2 separate regions of the Homo sapiens genome follow, and region 2 is linked to region 1. The links are chromatin contacts, found by Hi-C or POLR2A ChIA-PET in ENCODE. All regions are on one chromosome and are shown on one strand. The core of a region is the stretch at or near the end of the contact, and the rest is flanking DNA. Distances in the headings are between cores, read along the strand shown. Region 1 holds the start of LINC02344 (long intergenic non-protein coding RNA 2344). Region 2 has its middle 88 kb from the start of RFC3.

Region 1 (4,368 bases), core at 911-3,410:
ATAATAGGAAATTGGGACAAGGTACAATTCTTGATATGATAGACTTGCAGATCTTTTTTTTAAATGTCTTAATTAAGCTGTGTCTTAATTAAATATTTACAATGCTCATAATAGATTAGTTCATTAAACCACTACTATTAAAACCATTAAAGCTATTTCTTGTGTAGGTTTCACCTAGGGTACTTACTCAGAAAAGGAAATTAGGAGAGGTAGTAATAAAGCCTATCATTTATCATCAGGGATTTTATATCTGCCAACATTTTATTTTGTCATTATTCCCATTTGTCTCTGGGAAAAACACTAAAGCTGACTGGAGTCTAGTCTTATAAAATTGCATAGGTTAAATCCTCCTTTGCTAATGCAAATGTAAATATTTTACATTTAACCTTGTAAAATATACACACATATATGTATATATATATTTCTTTTGTTTAAAAATTATTATTTAATGTGAAGTATTATGTTGGTGCAAAAATAATTGCAGTCTTTGCTATTACTTTCAATGGCAAAAACCACAATTACTTTTTCACCAACCTGATATTTCTGGACAATTGAAAATAAGAGTGCATCCATGCGTTTTCACTTGTTCTTAGGCTACTTCATCCAATAATATATTTGAGTAGTTCTGAACAGGAACACAAGTAAGGAGAATTTTTTTTTTTTTTTTTCTGATACAGGGTCTTGCTGTGTCACCCAGGATGGAGTGCAGTGGTGTGATCTTGGTTCACTGAAACCTCAACTTCTGTGGCTCAAGCCATCCTCCCACTTCAGCCTCCTGAGTAGCTGGGACTACAGATACATGCTACCATGCCCAGCTAATTTTTTAAAATTTTTTGAAGAGACAGAGTCTCGCCATGTTGCCTGGGCTGGCCTCAAACTCTCCGGCTCAAGCAATCCTTCCACCTCGGCTTCCCCAAATGTTGAGATTACAGGTGTGAGCCACCGAACATGGCCAGCAGGCAGCTTATAATCAGCCAATTCTAGGCCATGTTGTAAGGAAGTGGACCTGTCTTTGACAGCAGGGTCCTGGCACCCAAGTGGACACAGGTGGTGGTCCTGTAACAGTGGCTTGATTACGCTGTTTTGTGTGTCTAATCTGAACATAGGGAAGTATAAGATGTGTAAGCAGCTTTATCAAAGAGTTATAACAAGTTTTACTTTCCAGATATGAAATGCTGAATTTGTATAAATAAATTAAACCTTAATAGCACAGTCATTAGTATTCAGAAATTTAAGCTATAAGATCACTCTGGAGAAGCCCTCCTGTATCCATACTTGAATATAATGATTTACTTGTGTCTCTGTTTACCCTTAAACCACAAGCTCATCCAGGGAAAGGGTAATGTCTTATTCATTGCAGACATGCCAGCTGCCCTAGCATGTAGCTCGTATACAGGAGGTGCACAATGAATGCTTGCTGAGTGAATGAATTAATGAATGAATGAATGAATGAATGAATAATATTTTAACATTAACAGCTACCCAGTATTGGACTCTGTTGTATTCCTGGCACTGTGCTAAGGACTCCGTGTATGTTCGTACTTAATGCCCAGGCTTCTCAGCAGGTACTACCAAGGTCACTGTTAACACAAACAGCACCTTGCTGTGATTTAGAAAATTCACATCAGTCCTCTCTGGGATGATGAATTAGAAAAAGTTGCCTCTTCAGTGACAATGCAGCCCCGTAGTTGTGAGGCTTGGCGAATGTAGCTGGGGCTGAATTTCAGCCTCCACACACCTCGTTGGTTGCTTGCTGTGCGTATGGCACAGACTACATAATGGTACGTGTTGACTATGCTTACCGTTACTAACCTACTTTAGGCGGAAGAGACCTCCAAGGCTGGGAGAGGTTAAGTGGCGTGTGCAAGGCACATACCCACTACTTGTAGCTATGTAGGTTTGAGAGAGCAGCATGACTCTCATGACTTATGAGACCCCAGTGACTGCAGGACCTCCACCCTAATCACAGTCTAGCACTTAGGAAGGCATCACAGTTCATGGGTGTCGTAGTGACAGCATGGAACCATTTTCGGAGTCCTGCCCCACTGTTGCCTCACACAGGGTGTCACAGAGGGAGCTGGCTGTGACGTTCCAGCATCCCAGAGTCTCAATGATAATGATGGGGATTAATGGTGATCCTGATTTTTTCTCTAGCGCATTACAGCTAAGTGTTAGTCTATGAATGTAATATAACAGTGGTTTAAAATCAACAGATTGTAACAAAAGTCCCTCACAGGAGACAAAGCTGGTGCCGTGATCTCTATTGCATTAATGAGACAAATGAGGATAGGAAACATCATGTGGCTTCCCAGGGCTCCATGGCAGGGGCGTGGCAGGGGGGATTTGAGTCCAGGCTCCTACTCCAGTGCTGACCTTTCCCGTCACTTTCCTGCTGCCCAGTGTGAGCTCTATCCTGTCCAGGTCAGTCAGCTGCTGTTTCCTCCATCCAGCCAGTGACACCCAAACCTCACGGAGCATCGGAATTACCAGAAAAGCTTTTTAAAATACAGGCTGTGTTTTAAAATGTGTGAGTGTGTGGTGTGTGTGTGCGCTGCGGGGGGGTGGGGGGTGTAGGAGTGTGTGTGTATTTATTTCATAACAACCTTTCCAGGTGTTAGTTTACCGCCTGCCTGGCGCTGTCCTTCCATCAGTTATTGGAAATGGCTCTAAACTCTATTTCAGGCTCATGGCTTATGCCATGGAATGTTTTCCAGGTCAGATACCTTTATCTCTCTCTCTGCCTACCTAGATCCTGCCCACTTTTAAAGAGCTGGCTCAAGCCCTTCATGGTTTCCTTGCCAATTCCATTCTAGTGATGCCCACTCCCACCTCTTGAGGGTCTCTCCTTTTATGTCTTGGGGGTGAGAGGGCAGGAGGACCGGCCCTGACAAGGGTCCGCTGTGTGTCAGGCCCTGATTAAGGGTTTTTCCGTATGTCATCCTTCCATGACACTGAGGTCCCGATCATTACTTTAAAGATGAGGTAAGTGAAGGAGCTTGGCCAAGTTCAGTGCAGGTAGTGAAGTGCAGACTGGGGTCTCATCTGGCTTCAAGTTTCCCCCTTTTCCATCCACTCTGCTGAGTATTTCAATCTGGTCCTTGTCTCACCAGCAAGATTTCTTTTGTAGTAGAATAGAGAAACTTTGTCTTGCAATAAAAAAGTCTTTCACCCTCTGCTGTATAATCCACATAGTAAAATAACCTAATTGTTGAGGAAATACAAGAATGGATGCCTTCTCTTACTTCTCTTGCAAATCAGTGCCTAGCAAACTTCTAAAAGGTGAATTGTTGATAGATTATATGACTTATTTTTCTTCAAGCTTTTTAATATGACAAGGGAATTCCAGCCAGTATTTTTACCTCTTCTTTCTTTTCAGAGTCATGAAGTATTAGAGCACATGGATGTCTTATAGATGATCTTGTCCAAGTCATTCATTTTAGAAGAGCTGATGGAACTTCAGAGAGGTTAAATTCACCTGTTGCAGGTCACCTATCTCCTTAGTGACAAGTTTGAGATTACAGCCCAACTTCAAGTCACACTGACTCTTGTGATTATAAGTGAAATCATACTTGGCCACTCATTCCTGAGCAAGATGCCTGTTTCTGAAATTAGTCTCTAGAGTACCAACTTTTCAGGAGAAAAGATGGTACCTTACTTACCTTCAAGAGCAAAGCCTTTCCCATGTTTCATAAGTGTTTCTTGGCAGCCTAACTGACTCAGTGACTGATTAAAGGAAAGACTGAAGGACATGAAAGGCATTGACTTGCTCCCTCCTAAGTGAGTTCCTCCTCAGTTTACCTCTGATGACCCCAAACCCCACCTGTCCTGCCATGATCCCAACCTCAGGTGTTTGGTGCACCTGTCAGCTTTGTAGACTTGTGCCAGATAAACTCCTACCCTCCAGCCTCCTTCTAAGGTGCAATTGGAAATTTTCATTTTACAGCTAAAGGAACCTAATACTGCTGTTGTTATTGCATGTTGGAGGGAGGAGGGAAATGGAGAAGGCATAGTTGAAATTTATTTTTTATTTTATTTTTTGAGGCTGAGTCTCACTCTGTTGCCCAAGCTGGAGTGCAGTGGCATGATCTTGGCTCACTGCAACCTCCGCCTCCCAGGTTCAAGCTATTGTCATGCCTCAGCCTCCTGAGTAGCTGGGATTTGGTGCCCGCCACCAAGCCCAGCTAATTTTTGTATTTTTAGTAGAGATGGGGTTTCATCATGTTGGCCAGGCTTGTCTCGAACTCCTGACCTCAAAGGATCTGCCCATCTTGGCCTCCCAAAGTGCTGGGATTACAAGCTTGAGCCACCGTACCCAGCCAGCATAGCTGAAATTTAAAAATATGTTTGTCATCTGTTTAAAATGGAAAT
Region 2 (4,368 bases), core at 658-3,157, 400 kb before region 1:
CAGTATGAAGAAAAAGAACATGTTAAGCTTCTAAAGTAAGAAGAAAAATGGAATGAGGAACTAATAGACTAGTAGGGATGAAGAGAGAGGGGGAAAGAACATTGAGCTAAAGCAAGAGAGGAACAGATGTGGCACATGACAATTAGGGAGTGGCAAGAGTAAAAGTGAAGAGAGAGTTTCGAGGCCATTATAATAATTGGGGCAGAAGTGATGTTGGCTTGGACTAGGATGGTGGCAGAAGAAAAGAGAGATGGACATTTAGAAATACACATAACACTGTTTGATGATCAATTGTATATGGTAAGTGAAGAAGAGGCATTTGTTTCCTACATTGTTGTAGGAAATAATGTATATGGTGGTCCATTTTCAAGACAAAGTGCTTTAAATAGGCTCGGGCCTGCAAACTATGGAAAAACAGGATACACTAGGCCCCTGCTTTAATAGCCAGTGCCTGTTTGTCATGGCCCCCTTAGTTACCCTCACCCGAACCAAAAAGTTTAGTCTAGAATGAAAGTGTACTAGCCTGCAAAACAGCTGCTTTATCTATTCTTATCAGCTTGCCTGACTACCTGGGTCATAACTCAAGTACTTGTAAAGTCACGGAGCTGACCATCATTGCAATGCATTATGGGCTGCAACAAAATGCAGCAAGACAACCCTAAAAAAAACACCTAAAAGCCCCAACCCAATGACCAATAGGCGACGTCCGGGAAGATTGTAACCCCATAGTACTCAGCCTGTGAGGAACGGGGAAGGGACTTGTGCACTAGGGGATAAATTGCTTGTTGTAACCGTACTGGGTGTGCCTGCCCATCAGACACCTGATCTTGTAAGACCATCATTAAAAGTCTCTGCTACTCTCTATATCTCTAAGTCCATTCCTTGGGTTTAGATGAGTGAGCGTGTTTCTCACGTTTCTGACCTACACACTTGGGTGGAGGGCAGCACCATTTACTGTGCTAGTGGTCATTAGGAGAAAATGGAGTTGCTGGGGATGGGAGGAGGAGATGAGTTTTAGGCTTAGTGAAATTGATATTCCTGTGAAGTATCCAAGCAGCGATGTTGAGTAAAGCACTGGCCTGGGGCTCAGATCCAAGATCTGGAGTGGGAATGCAAATTTTATGGTAATTAATTTAAAGACCTTATGTGAAGCCATCAGGAGAGATGAGGTTCCCTAGTGAGAACATATAGAAATAAATAATTTTTTTTCAATAAAGAGGGTCTCTGGCCAAGCCTTAAGGGGCTCCAGTACTTAAAAGTTGAGTAGAAGATTATGTGTTAGAAGAACTAGAAATAGTTTTCAAGGATAACTAGTGTGGTACTGTATCCCAAAAGCCAAGGAGATGCAGAGTAGCAAACAACGGAAGTCATCAGAATAGTCTAATAAGTCAGCACAGGGCGGTGGCTCACACCTGTAATCCCAGCACTTTGGGAGGCCAAGGCAGGTGGATCACTTGAGCTCAGAAGTTCAAGACCAGCCTGGCCAACATGATGAAACCCCGTCTCTAATAAAAGTACAAAAGAAATTAGCCGAGCATGGTGGTGCACACCTGTAGTCCCAGCTACTCTGGAGGCTGAGGCAGTAGAATCGCTCGAACCTGGGAGGCGAAGGTTGTAATGAGCAGAGATCACGCCACTGCACTCCAGCCTGGGCGATAGAGTGAGACTTGGTCTCAAAGAAGGAGGAGAAGAAAAAAAGAATAGCCTAATAAGTCAAATAAAAAAGGACTAAAAACATCTTTGTGATTTAGGGACATGGAGGTCCTCAGTGATCTTAGCCAGAGCATTTAGAGAGTGAATAGCATAAGTGTAGTTATTAGTGCTTGAGGGCTGAGGAAGCTCAGAGTGTAGATAACTCTTTTGAGTGGAGTGAGTAACTGTCCAGTGTTGCCTAAGACAGTGCTGGTTTGGCCTGTTGTCCTGGAGAAACAGCTCCCTCTTCGAGTCTCCAACGTCGCCTGGTTTGAATGATAAATTATACATCATCTATATGAAGGGTGAGGAAAGGGAGGCAGCTGGAGGAGAAATTGGCATCGCATAAAAATCCTGAGCACTGTGATACAGCAGGGTGGCGGCATGCAGCTGTGAGTGAACCCCCATTTGAAGGTGGAGAGCCCTAAGTACAATTTTTAGTTCTACCATTTATTGGCTGTGGGACCTTGGGCAGGTTTATTTAAGCTCTCTGAGGCTAAAAGGACTTAAATTTCAGGGTAGAGTAAGGATTTTGTGTCAAGTGCTGACATATCATGCTCAGCAAGCATGAGTTCCCTTCTTTTCGTTCCCTCTCACTTGTTATTTGGCCCATGTTGTAATGGTTCTGCATCATTTCCTTCCCCACCTTCTACCCCCCACTGCTCCCCTCTTCACCCTCAAGTATCTCACACCCTTTGTGACAGAGGAAGTTCTTATTTCTATGTTTCTAGTGAAGCACTCTGTGTGTGTTAACATGTCTCTCTCTAGAAAATAGTTGGTGACCTTGCCTCCCTGCTCCATTATCCTAGCTGGGAAAATGTACTGATGCCCAACTCATTCATGTCAGTACATTTCAGCTAGCACTGATTGTTGCCTGCACCCCATGCTAGAAATGCTGAGAAATTCCACTGAAGTGTATGATATGATTCTTTTTGTCAAGAGCAGTCTCTTTCAGAAAGACAAATACTGTTCATAACATTCTTGCTACTTCCATTCCCACTACTTCGGCAGCTCTCCACCATTTATGGAGCACTTAGATACTCTGGGCTAGGCCTCTAGCATATGTGACAGGAAAGTTTTTAGCTCGTGCAAGGTATTGTTATAATGATTCCATTTTACAAATGAGGAAAACTGAAGTTTTTGTTTTGTTTTGTTTTGTTTTTGAGACGGAGTCTCACTCTGTCACCAGGCTGGAGTGCAGTGGCACAATCTCGGCCCACTGCAACCTCTGCCTCCCTGGTTCAAGTGATTCTCCTGCCTCAGCCTCCCAAGTAGCTGGGACTACAGGCGCCTGCCACCACGCCCAGCTAATTTTTGTATGTTTAGTAGAGACGGGGTTTCACCATGTTGGCCAGGATGGTCTCAATCTCTTGACCTCATGATCCACCTGCCTCGGCCTCCCAAAGTGCTAGGATTACAGGCATGAGCCACCGCTCCCGGCTGAAAACTGAAGTTTTAAGAGGTTAGGCAAACTGCTCAGAATTGCACAGCTCATAAGTATCTAAACTGGAGTCTGAATTTTGATCCATTTGACACCGAAGCCCTTAACCTTTCCATTTCTCAATAGAACAAAAAACAAATGAAATGTCATCTCGACACTTTACAATTTAGACAATATGCCATTTATATAGATTGTTTAAAACTTTTCATTAGAAAACAAAACAAAATCAATTTATGAAAGGGTAGACTTGACTCTTATCATGGGTCCAGATAAATGGTTCACCATTAATAAAGTCAAAGTGTGCACTCACTGAGCCGACATTCAGTACTAGGAGTACTTGCATAGCCTAGCAGGATTTTGGTCAGGACATTTTTTATGGGTGATTGTCTAAGATGGGCAATGTGTTCTACCACTTATTAAACTAGAAATGCTCCCCAAGGATTAGATTATAGATTTCCAGAGTCTCTTCTCTCCTCAGCATTGACTGTTTAAAGCAAATTTTCACTTAAATGCCCTTGAAGTCAAGTTGGACAGATTCAGTCCTGCCATATTCCAATAGCTCCATGTTCCCTCGACATGAACTCTCAGCTTTACAAGTACAAACAGGTGCTCAGGGTTCAAAATGACAGAGTTCACCGCAGTTTCCCAATAGCACATTATTCGTTTTCAGTTCCTGTTTCTAGCACTGAAATGGCACAGCCTTTAGCATGATTTAAACTGCCTGCTTAGAACCTAGCTGAATAATATTTGACTTTCAGCACTGCTGAAAGGATACTTAAAGCACAGACCTGGCATCTGTGTCATCTTCTGCAAATCAAGGTTGATTAATAACAAAATCACCTCGCCCTGGCATCCTGCCTTTCATCTGAGCAAGACTGAAGCTATTCCTGGAAAAAATCCAGCTTTCTTTTGCTACAGTCCTGAGACATGCCAACTGACACAGCAGGGGCAGGAAGGAAGGTCAAAGTTAGCATTTGAGTTTGGGCTGTGGGGAGGGAGGAGACAAGATGGCAACTGGTCCTTAAGAAACCCAGTGTGAAGGTTCTGTACGGTCAGGGCCCAGGGCTGACATCATGGGTGGGGCCACCATCATGCTTTCTCTGTCCAGCCAAGCTGGCACCCTTTTTATGGGCGAGCCTTCCTTCTGGAAATTGTTGATGTCATTAGTGGGTGTGGTTTCAGGCACTTTTCCCGCCTTTCTCCTGAAAACAAGTAGGTTATTCTTCTACATGAGA

The links. Hi-C counts contacts between places; a loop is a spot of excess contacts on that map. ChIA-PET counts read pairs that join two places held with the same protein, here RNA polymerase II (POLR2A). Pooled maps may share reads with other maps.
Region 2: a map of cardiac septum shows a loop between it and region 1 (5-fold over the local background). The contact joins the enhancer-like site here to the promoter of LINC02344 in region 1. A Hi-C loop is called at or near these places in 3 of 168 maps with a recorded cell type or tissue (CD14-positive monocyte, IMR-90 and cardiac septum) and 5 of 50 pooled maps. POLR2A ChIA-PET finds 5 or more read pairs at or near these places in 1 of 52 experiments (naive thymus-derived CD4-positive, alpha-beta T cell).

What each region holds. Positions count from the first base shown.
Region 1 is chr13:33,333,058-33,337,425 of GRCh38, reverse strand. It overlaps LINC02344 (long intergenic non-protein coding RNA 2344), which reads left to right and starts at 2,160. Exons shown (of 2, transcript NR_146541.1): 1 at 2,160-2,421; 2 at 3,377-3,580. It overlaps LOC124903152 (a long non-coding RNA gene), which reads right to left and starts at 1,972. Exons shown (of 4, transcript XR_007063752.1): 1 at 1,813-1,972. It also overlaps a transcript of STARD13 not described here.
Region 2 is chr13:33,728,335-33,732,702 of GRCh38, reverse strand. No RefSeq gene overlaps it. Among named protein-coding and RNA genes, the nearest start is that of RFC3, 88 kb to the left of the region's middle. Within about 2 kb of position 1,907, at least 4 of the 41 ENCODE cell types and tissues checked have a DNase peak (open chromatin) inside an H3K27ac peak, as active enhancers do; they include CD14-positive monocyte, where a contact is called at or near this core.